2 separate regions of the Homo sapiens genome follow, and region 1 is linked to region 2. A link is a contact called in ENCODE Hi-C or POLR2A ChIA-PET data. All regions are on one chromosome and are shown on one strand. Each heading gives the region's core, a stretch centred on a gene start or an enhancer-like site at or near the end of the contact. The rest is flanking DNA. Distances are from core to core; before and after follow the strand shown. Region 1 holds the start of SASH1 (SAM and SH3 domain containing 1). Region 2 has its middle 47 kb from the start of SASH1.

Region 1 (5,201 bases), core at 1,569-4,068, 47 kb after region 2:
TCAAGAAGAAAATGATTCTGGATTGGTGCTGGAGAGTCAGGCTTCATCCTAACCCCAGCCCCAACTGCCCGGCTTGCCTGGCTCCTTGCTGAGTTATTTGCTGGAAAGTGTTTATGTAGAGAACAGGCTGCCCCTTGGAAGCAGCACAGTCCTCTGCATCTTCTTAAATTTAAGAAAGTACCAGGCCAGGCACGGTGGCTCATGCCTGTAATCCCAGCACTTTGGGAGGCTGAGGCGGGTGGATCATGAGGTCAGGAGTTCGAGACCAGCCTGACCAATATGGTGAAACCCCGTCTCTACTAAAAATACAAAAATTAGCCAGGCGTGGTGGTGCATGCCTGTAATCCCAGCTACTCAGGAGGCTGATGCAGGAGAATCGCTTGAACCTGGGAGGCAGAGGTTGCAGTGAACCAAGATGGTGCCACTGCACTCCAGCCTGGGCGACAGGGTGACAGAGCAAGACTCTGTCTCAAAAAAAAAAAAAAAAGTATCACGTGGTGAATAAATTCAAATTCTTAAATATACCAATACAGTCAACTGTAAAGGCTATTTATCTTTTCCTATCATTTACTTATATTTATCTATTTATAGAAATGACAATTAAAAAAACCTCATCAGCCTTAACTGAATTTATTTTTATTCAAAGTATCACAGAGCACGAGGGAGCCTTGAAAACCCATCTGGCCTAACTCCGGCATCAGCCTAGGAAAGCACAAGACCTGGCTGTACTGACTCATAGTTCAGTGCTCTTTCTACTTCAACACAATGCCTCAATGCTATTAAGGAGAAATTTAATAATTCTTTTGGTTTCCTTTCACAAACATTATCGTCAGAGACTGTGCGCAGTGGCTCATGCCTATAATCCCAGCACTTGAGGAGACCAAGGAGGGAGGATCCCTTGAGTCCAGGAGTTTGAGACCACCTTGGGCAACAGCAAGAGATCATGTCTCTATAAAAAATTTAAAAAATTAGTCTGGTGCAGCGGTGTGCCTGTAGTCCCTGCTACTCAGGTGGTTGAGGCAGGAGGATTGCTTGAGCCCAGGAGTTCAAGGCCGCAGTGAGCTACGATTGCAGCACTGCACTGCCGGGGTGAGAGAGCAGGACCTTGTCTCTAAAAAAATTTTTCAGCATACTTTTTTTTTCTTTGGAGACAGAGAGTCTTCCTCTGTCACCCAGGCTGGAGTGCAGCAGCAGGACCTCACTGTAACCTTCGCCTCCTGGGTTCAAGCTATTCTCCTGCCTCAGCCTCCTGAGTAGCTGGGATTACAGGCATGTTCCAACACTCTTGCTATGTTTTGTTTTTTTTTTTTGTTTTTTTTTTTTTTGTATTTTTAGTAGAGACAGGGTTTTGCTGTGTTGACCAGGCTGTTCTCAAAATCCTGGCCTCAAGTGATTCGCCCGCCTCAGCCTCCCAAAGTGCTGGGATTACAGGCGCCAGCCCCGCACCCGCCAAAAACACACAAAAATTATCAGGGATTGTGTTTATAAATTTAGTTACTTTTGAAAATGTTTTTACATTTTGAACTTTCCTGTAAGGACTATTCACCCATTGCATTGATTGGTGCTCACAGCACTTAATACTTGAACAAGGGGAATTCAAGGACATGCTCTTATCCCCTTTCAAGTGGACTCAGAAGGAAAACAAAACAAAACAAAACAAAACAAACAAACAAACAAAAAAAACCCCACAATCAACAAGAAACAGGAGAGGCCTCAAAACAAGCAGGGCTCTCTCCCTGGGGCATCTCACTTTTTTTTTTCCTTTTAAACCACAAGGCCCTAACAGAGGAGCAAACTCCATGTGGTTTCTTAACTGTTTCAAAAGTGATCAATCACCAAATCGAATGTGACGTGCATTGTCACCTTCCAAGGAAAACTCTGAGTAGTCTTGAAAGATAGAATCACAAAAGGGAAAAATCACCTCTCCAGGGCTAGTTCCCTTATAAAATAAATCTGTCCTGGGGCTTCCCCTTGGAAAAACACACACAGGGCCCCAAGTGTGTGTAGGCTGACTGGCTACACAATCATTTGAATTTAGTTTCGAAAATAGCCCTTCCCTGTGTCCCTAATGTAAAGGAATAATTAAAACCCAAAGCGCATTTCCCTTAATTAGCCGAAAGCCCTAGCAATGCATGGCATTGTGGGCATTCAGGAGCCAAAATGCCCCCACTCATAAAAAATGATCCAAACAATGGCTCGTGCCCAAGCTTTCACACTTGTTTTGCAGAGAAGTCTTGGCTGGCAGAGGCAGGATTTGTAATTCCTTGGGTCGCTTGACTTCACGAGGGGCGAGGTATGCATTGTAGCGACACGGACTACTTGTGAAGCCTTTGGGCGGGAGTCGCTTAAAGATTAACTTTCTCGGGTTTCCGTTACCAAAAGCGTTTCCGTGAATAGCGTGATTGGAAACTTGTGCGGGCCGGAGACCGCGGCGCGGCTGCTCTTTCAACAGGCGATTTGTTCTCCTGTCCGAGGCTCATTTCCATGCAAAGAGCCTGACATCAGAGCACCTTTTGTTGCTAAACGCTTTCTTTAGCCTCGAGGGAGAGAGTCATGTGGAGCTGGAAGAGCTCATTTTGAAGAGAGGGGTCCCGGGGAGCTCCCTCCAAGATCTAGAGGCTCCGCGGCCACCCCTGCCGGGTCCTGCCAAGACTTGCTAGAAGGAACGAGTCGCGTGCCTTAGTTAGTTGGTTCCCGTCACAGGAAGAAACGCCTTTGCAGTGGGTTTAATTGCTTCTGGGCCGAGCGAATTCCCCGCCGTACAACTCAGTGGTGCGGACTTTGCCTCCTGCTACCCTGTTGCTGCGCCGAGCGGGGTGGGAAAGTTTCTGGAGTTGTCAGTCGCGCAGCCCGTGGCCACCTAGACCCGAGGTGCGGGCGCCTGCGAAGGGCCCCCGCGGGGTGGCCGGGGCCGCCGGGGCATGCAGCGCGGGGGCGCGGCTCGGTGACGCCGCGGGCGGGGACCCGGCATCCGGGCAGGCTGCGCGCGGGTGCGGGGCGAGGGCGCCGCGGGGACTGGGACGCACGGCCCGCGCGCGGGACACGGCCATGGAGGACGCGGGAGCAGCTGGCCCGGGGCCGGAGCCTGAGCCCGAGCCCGAGCCGGAGCCCGAGCCCGCGCCGGAGCCGGAACCGGAGCCCAAGCCGGGTGCTGGCACATCCGAGGCGTTCTCCCGACTCTGGACCGACGTGATGGGTATCCTGGTAAGTTACCTGGGGAGGGGGCGGCGCAGGAAGTACAGTTCGCAGCAGCCCCTCTGAAACCGGGGGCTCCCTTCTCGCCCACCCACTGGGCAACCCACTCCGCAGAGGCGTCCTTCTCTGGCTCTAGTTCTTAGGGGGCTAAATACACACAGTATAGGATTTCAAACCCTAATTAAAAAATAACCAGCCACAGGTCCCGTCAAAAGGTGTTTTTTAAACAATCGGGTATGATATTCAACAGTTTAATCTGGGACACCTGCTGACATGTTGGTGTGGAAAAGGCGAGAAAGAGGCCTTCAAAAAGTAGATGTAAATAAATATTTGGTTGGTGCTGGATTAGGGAAAAGGCTGATGTTACTGATGTTTATCTCTTCACCATTTGTTGTGTGACCACAAGAGGGAAAACAAACATTTCCTTACTCAGAACTGCCAAAATGTTTGCCTACTTTTTTTTGCAGTTTTTCAATTTGTGGAGTTACAGGATATTTGTTTTATATGTTTGGGGCTAAAACAATAGGACTTATTTTGCTAAATCTGTGCTGTCATGTATTTTGAAATGTCCAGTGACTAAAAGCGCCCCTGGATTTGGCATAGTCTCTGGGAAGCAGTTCTTCTGTATGGAGGGTGAAGTTTTAACCTGCTCAGGGTTGAATACCTTGGGGAAGTAATAGATTTGCTTTGGTGGAGCTGTAGTTAGGCAGGTAGACTGGAATCAGATGGGCGAGGTTTATTACAGTCAGACATCTTAATCCATACATAAAAGACAACTTTAGTTTAAAGACTTGGAATGGCCAGATGTGCAGATTATCAGAAAAGTCTCTAGATTTGCTTTGAGATCTTATATTTTTTGAGTGGGAGGAGATGGAGTGAAAGTTCTTCTTTGGGAATGATAAACCGTGTACAGTTTTTAGCACAGTGATTAAACTCTTGGGCTTCAAAGTAAGTTATACTAGGTCAAATGCCAGCTCTCCAATTGACTGTTTACATGATCTTGGCCAAGTCATTCAACCTCTCTGATCCTCAGTTTCATCACCTGAAAATTGAAGAAAAGAAGACTTGCTTCTTGGGGTTTCTGAGATTTAGCTGGGTTGATGTGTGTATCAAGTACTCAGCAGACTGTATAGCATATAGTAGAGGCTCAATAAGTGTAGCTGTCTTTCAGGTTTTATTTGTTTCCTGCAAAGTCTCCTGTCTCTTCCTTCTGGACATCCTAAAAGCCCAGTTACTCCATTTTCAGGTGACCATTGGTATTTATGATTCTTACTATACAGAGAACCAGCGAGCGTTGGTTAAAGATTTCTATCTGCTCTTGTCACTCTCCAGTATTGAAAAATGTATATAAATATGCATGCAATGTATATTTACATACTATATATAGCACATGTATATAATATACCTAAATCTAATATATATTTTAGATTTAAAAGGTTTTGTTTTTGCATTTTCTGAAGTATACAGATGAATATGATCCTTCACTGAAGTTCCAGAAAACCTAATGGACATTTTAAAGTTGTGATAAACTTTTTCTTTTCTTTTTTTTTTTTTTTTTTGAGACGAAGTCTTGCTCCGTCGCCCAGGCTGGGGTGCAGTGGCACGAGCTCAGCTCACTGCAACCTCCGCCTCCTGAGTTCAAGCAATTTTCCTGCCTCAGCCTCCTGAGTAGCTGGGATTACAGGCGCGCAACACCACACCCGGCTGATTTTTGTATTTTTAGTAGAGACGGGGTTTCACCATGTTAGCCAGGCTGGTCTCGAACTCCTGACCTTGTGATCTGCCCACCTCGGCCTCCCAAAGTGCTGGGATTACAGGCGTGAGCCACCGCGCCCGATAGACTGTTTTTAAGTTATCCTGTTATTTCTTGTCTAGATCCAGTTCTAAGTTTTCAGTCACTGAGGAAATTGGTTTGATAATATCCCATTGTATCCCTTACTCTAGGGCGTTGGGCTGGGGGCGGGGAGGATTGGGGGCCTGTTTAAATGAAACTTGGGCTGAGGGTT
Region 2 (4,869 bases), core at 1,320-3,819:
TCTGTAATAATCTCAAAGGGCTCATTTCACCTGGATATAGTGGCCACAGAGCAACCTGCACACCCTAAACGATCCAAACCCTGTAGGTGCTCAGTGCTGCTGGGAATGCCCCTCTAGATGTTCTCAGGACCAGAGCACTCCAGACTAGCACTGAGCAAAGATGTTGCCCTTTTTCTCCTCAGGCTTGGCTCCTTGCATGCAGCCAGGAATCAGCAGCCAGTGAGACATCTCCGATTGGTTTGCAGTTCTGTCAGATACATGCCTGGGGTGAGGAAGTGTCCTTGAACTGTTTGCTTATTCTTCCCTTCTGAATGGAAGTGGAGTGATTGCATCCCACAGGTTTCGGAGATGGCACTGGATTGGCGCCACTTGCTTGGCCCTGGACACTGGGCAGCACTGTGTGTGGAGGCTTTCCACCTGCCTTCTTGACAGCTGTACTTTCCCAGGCAGCGTGGGCAGAGTCGGAGCCAGAGACTCAGCTAGTCTGGAGGGGGAGGGGGAGGGGAATTGGAGAAATCTTGTTTACGCCACTGATGCCAGGATCTAAATTTTCTACAACCCACATGCCAGCACCCTTTAAGCCTGCTCAAGAGGTGCTGTGAGTTGGAATCCTAGGAGAAGCCATTAGCTAGAGCTTTCCCCAAGGGACAACAGTGTTCCAGATTCTGTCTAGGATGCTGTTATAGTCCTTACCTTAGAACAACTATGCCAGCCGTCCCGGGAGGAGGAAAAGCAAAGGTTCTAGTCTCTCACTGGAACTTGGGAAATATTTCTTATTCAAATACACTCTTTGAGCATTAACATTTCTCAAGGGAGCAAGAGAAATCTGAGAAATAGTCATTGGCCTAATTTGGATGGCTGAATTGTTTCATGAAAAAGCCTGTGAATTGCAATTGAGACCTTGGCATGGATCTGGGGAGGCAAAGGGAATCTATTCTCTGAAAAGCACCATATGACTATGTCAGCCACACCTGGGCTGGCCCCGCCACCCAAAGATGCCCAAGTGGCACTGGTCATTTGCACATTTCTAAAGAGGCGTGCTTGGATTTTGCACAAAAAAATTCGGGTCCATGGCCACAAGTGGCTTTGCAGATGTGTTACTGGCCACAAGAGAAGGCAGACAAGAATTCAAATGAGGCTACACAGCCAAGAAACTGTCGCAGGATCAGCGGTTGAAATGGAGACCAGGGGCAGAATCCAGGAACGGTTGAGAACACAGACCTCAGGGTCAGAGTGGTACAAATCCTGGACCCTTTCCTTACGAGCTCTGAGACTCTGGACAAATGACTGAACCTCTCAGTAGGGATGGATGGTATAGATCCTTCCTCACCAGAATGAAGTCCAAATAGGAATGATAGTAATAGGCCCTTTCTCACCAGGAGGTAGGAAGATTAAGCAGCAACTGGTGAAACACTTGCTTAGCACCCTGCCTGGAACATAACTAAGTACGTGATACATAGTTGCTACTGTTCTATTTATTATTTTTCCTACACAGAAAAGCCTGCATGAGGCCTGGAATTGCTAATGCCCCACGTTTTAAACAACACCTGATAAACGGCAGTGTGGAGTTGTGACCCTCAGCCTGTGTGATCAGATCCCAAGGTCTTAATCATAAGGAGGAACGAGAGGGGAGCAAAAATTTCTTAAAATTTTGAGTTGCCCTTATATCTTATTGGATGGAAAAAAGAACTTGGAAAAAGTGCTGAGTTTCTTTCTAAAGGGGTTCCACAGCTCAGTAAGGTATTCTAGTCTCCACCACTCCCTGTGCTCTATATTGACATCTGCCTTTTCCAAAGAATGGGAATTAAAAAACACTGGCACAGCCATTTTGTGAAAATGCATAGAATTGAATCTGGTTCCCACTTTTGAAATAGGCAAAGAAAAATTAATGGATGCCTAGTAAGTCTTTTGTACTAATAAGACCTATTATTATTTTCTTTCTCGTTCTCTCTCTCTCTCACACACACACACATACACACCCGTACACACACCAGTCTAATACAATGTCCTCATTTTATAGATGAGTAAACTGAGGTCCTGATAATGAAGTAAACGAGTACCGGCATTCCTAGCTACCCACTTTTAGGTAGTTTAAATGTAGCTTTGGGGGAAAAATAACCCTAGTCTTGATGCTGCAGTTGGGTGGGCAGGCTCATTACAGAGGCATTTTCAGCACTTAGAGAAAGGAGTTCTCTGTTTGCACACACACGTGCATACTTTATCTCTCTCTCTTCCAGTTTTTGCTTTGTCCCCAAAATTCTGATACTCTCCTTCAGAGAAGGAGCTGAAGTAAACAAATCAACAATCAAGGCATTTTCTGAACAGAATGGATGCATTATTCTTTGGGTGAGCAGAACCCAGATTCTGGTTTCTGTTCTTAACTCAGCTTCTTCTCCCTTGGAGAGGGGGAGTAATGGAGAAAAACAGAAACAAGTGATATTACTAATAACAACCCTGCCAGCTCTCTTTTGATTACTGATCAACCGGGTGACAATCCCACAGGGCAGAGAGTTATCTCGGCAGCCTGTGATACATTCAGTTTAAGCTGATGGCGGCGTATGGCAGCACAGCTCCAGCAGAAAAGCACTGTCCCCTGTCTGAGGACGTGCAGTTGGGCTGAAGAACGGTGCAGAATTGTTCCTGCCATGCCTCTCTCCTTCACACCCCAGCACAAAGAAGGGCTGTGTGTTGACAGCAGCCAGCACTTCACCTGGTGGGTGGGGACAACTGCTGTATTGCCCACACCTTGCCCCTTAGTGAAATTGTTAATTTTCAATATTCTGACAGTCTGTATTCTATCCTTTGCCCTAGTCCAATTTTTCCAAACAATGAAACAAAGTTTCGTATTATTCTAATACCACTTCTTATATGTATTGACTTTCATTACGCCTTTTGTTAGTTACCATCAAAACTTGTTGGAAATCATTGTTACTTTAAAGGAGGGAATACTTGTTAAAAAGCAAATTTCTATGGGATATTTGTGGGTTTTGTTTTTTGTTGTTTTTGTTTTTGTTGTTGTTGTTTTGAGACAGAGTCTCACTCTGTTACCCAGGTTGGAGTGCAGTGGCGCTATCTCGGCTCACTGCAACCTCCGTCTCCCAGGTTCAAGCAATTCTCCTGCCTCAGCATCCCGAGTAGCTGGGATTACAGGAGCATGCCACCATGCCCAGCTAATTTTTGTATTTTTAGTAGAGATGGGGTTTCGCCATGTTGGCCAGGCTGGTCTCAAACTCCTGACCTCAAGTGATCCACCTGCCTCGACCTCCCAAAGTGCTGGGATTACAGGCATGAGCCACTACCCCAGGCCCTTGTGTATTATTATCATTAAGTATGTATTTTATTTTTTATATTTAAAGTAGTAGACTTACTTAGCAGTTACTATGTTCCTGGAGATAACTACAACAATATTTCATGTAACTCTATGGGATTCATTGTATTCATGGCCCCATTTTATAGATGAGAAAACTAAGGCTCAATAGGATAGAGTGATTGACCCAAGGACAGTTGGTTCTAAACGCTGCTCTGTCCGACTCAAAAGGCAGCATGCTGGGACCTACAGTCTCCCTAAACTTGTTTATCTAGAGTGTTACACGTATGTGGGCACATGTCCAAAATCCCTTCGGTGCGGCAGTTTGGAGAAAGGGGTCAAGGACAAGGGCTTCTTCCCCTAGAGCATTTAATGAGAAGGAGCTGGCATGGAGGATACCCAAGTCTGATGTAGTTTACTACTCTGCCCTCACTGTTGCTCCTTGTTTAAAGGATTTGGGGAATTTAGCAAAATATTGAAAGCACACATTTTCATGCTTGTGAAAGCAAAGGCCAAGAGCCAAAGGGCTGCAGCTGTGGATGCTTTTCCTCAGCATGAGGTTAACCTAAGGAAAGAAAGGCCTTCAGGGAAGAGAATCTCTTTACTGTTGCATTCTTAAAATTTCTAGTATTTCCATATGGACAGGACTGCTGCTCTTCCAGAAAACTTCTGGAAGAGCACCCTGAAGAGAGTCTGTCGTGTGAACTATGGTTCATTCAGCACAGAGAGTAGGACTCTGGGCATGGTGCACGCTGTCGCGGGGAGCAGCCGACCTTCCAGAACTACAAAGGAGAGACCCTGTGGAGAGGGTCGCACCAGGGCCGTCACTGGGGAAGTCATTTTCCTCTTTGGTTTGTTTATTTTCCTGCATAAAGAGGATGGTAAAATAGCTTAGACTAAAGACATTGTGTATAAAGACAGTGACAGGTTTATGTATTAAGCAACCTTTATTTGATTGTGACAACACTTTAAGATGAGAACAATGATACTAACTTTGAAACTAGGATTGTAAAAAAAAATATGAGCCATCTAGTTTAATTTAGATTTTATGTAAATAATGAATATTTTTTAACATACATCCATCCTATGCAGTATTTGGGATATATATGTATACTAAAAAATTATTGTCCGGGTGTGGCGGCTTACGCCTGTAGCACTTTGGGAGGCCAAGGCAGGTGGATTGCCTGAGGTCAGGAGTTCAAGACCAGCCTGGGCAACACGATGAAACACTGTCTCCACTGAAATACAAAAGAAATTAGCTGGGTGTGGCAGCGTGCACCTGTAGTCTCAGCTACTCAGGAGGCTGAGGCAGGAGAATTGCTTGAACCTGGGAGGCAGAGGTTGCAGTGAGCCGAGATCGTGCCACTGCCCTCCAGCCTGGGTGACAGAGCGAGACTCTATCTCTTAAAAAAAAATTATTAATATTTTATCTGGTGGACCCTATTGAAGCACTGATGTTAACAAAATACCACCACTCTTGGTAAAAATTAGTACATGGCTATAATTTGCAGGTTTTAAGGGAAATAGCATTCATTAAAACAGAATAGAATGAATTATTGATT

Evidence for each region. A loop is a pair of places that touch in the nucleus more often than their neighbours do. ChIA-PET counts read pairs that join two places held with the same protein, here RNA polymerase II (POLR2A). Pooled maps may share reads with other maps.
Region 1: a map of dorsolateral prefrontal cortex shows a loop between it and region 2 (2.0-fold over the local background). The contact joins the promoter of SASH1 here to the enhancer-like site in region 2. A Hi-C loop is called at or near these places in 7 of 168 maps with a recorded cell type or tissue (Caco-2, HepG2, PC-3 and 4 more) and 5 of 50 pooled maps. POLR2A ChIA-PET finds 5 or more read pairs at or near these places in 6 of 52 experiments (AG04450, H1, OCI-LY7 and 3 more).

The regions. Positions count from the first base shown.
Region 1 is chr6:148,340,020-148,345,220 of GRCh38, forward strand. SASH1 (SAM and SH3 domain containing 1) reads left to right here and starts at 2,819. Exons shown (of 20, transcript NM_015278.5): 1 at 2,819-3,204. The coding sequence starts at 3,049. RefSeq lists an enhancer at 1,466-2,045.
Region 2 is chr6:148,293,119-148,297,987 of GRCh38, forward strand. It overlaps a transcript of SASH1 not described here. Among named protein-coding and RNA genes, the nearest start is that of SASH1, 47 kb to the right of the region's middle. Within about 2 kb of position 2,570, at least 2 of the 41 ENCODE cell types and tissues checked have a DNase peak (open chromatin) inside an H3K27ac peak, as active enhancers do; they include dorsolateral prefrontal cortex, where a contact is called at or near this core.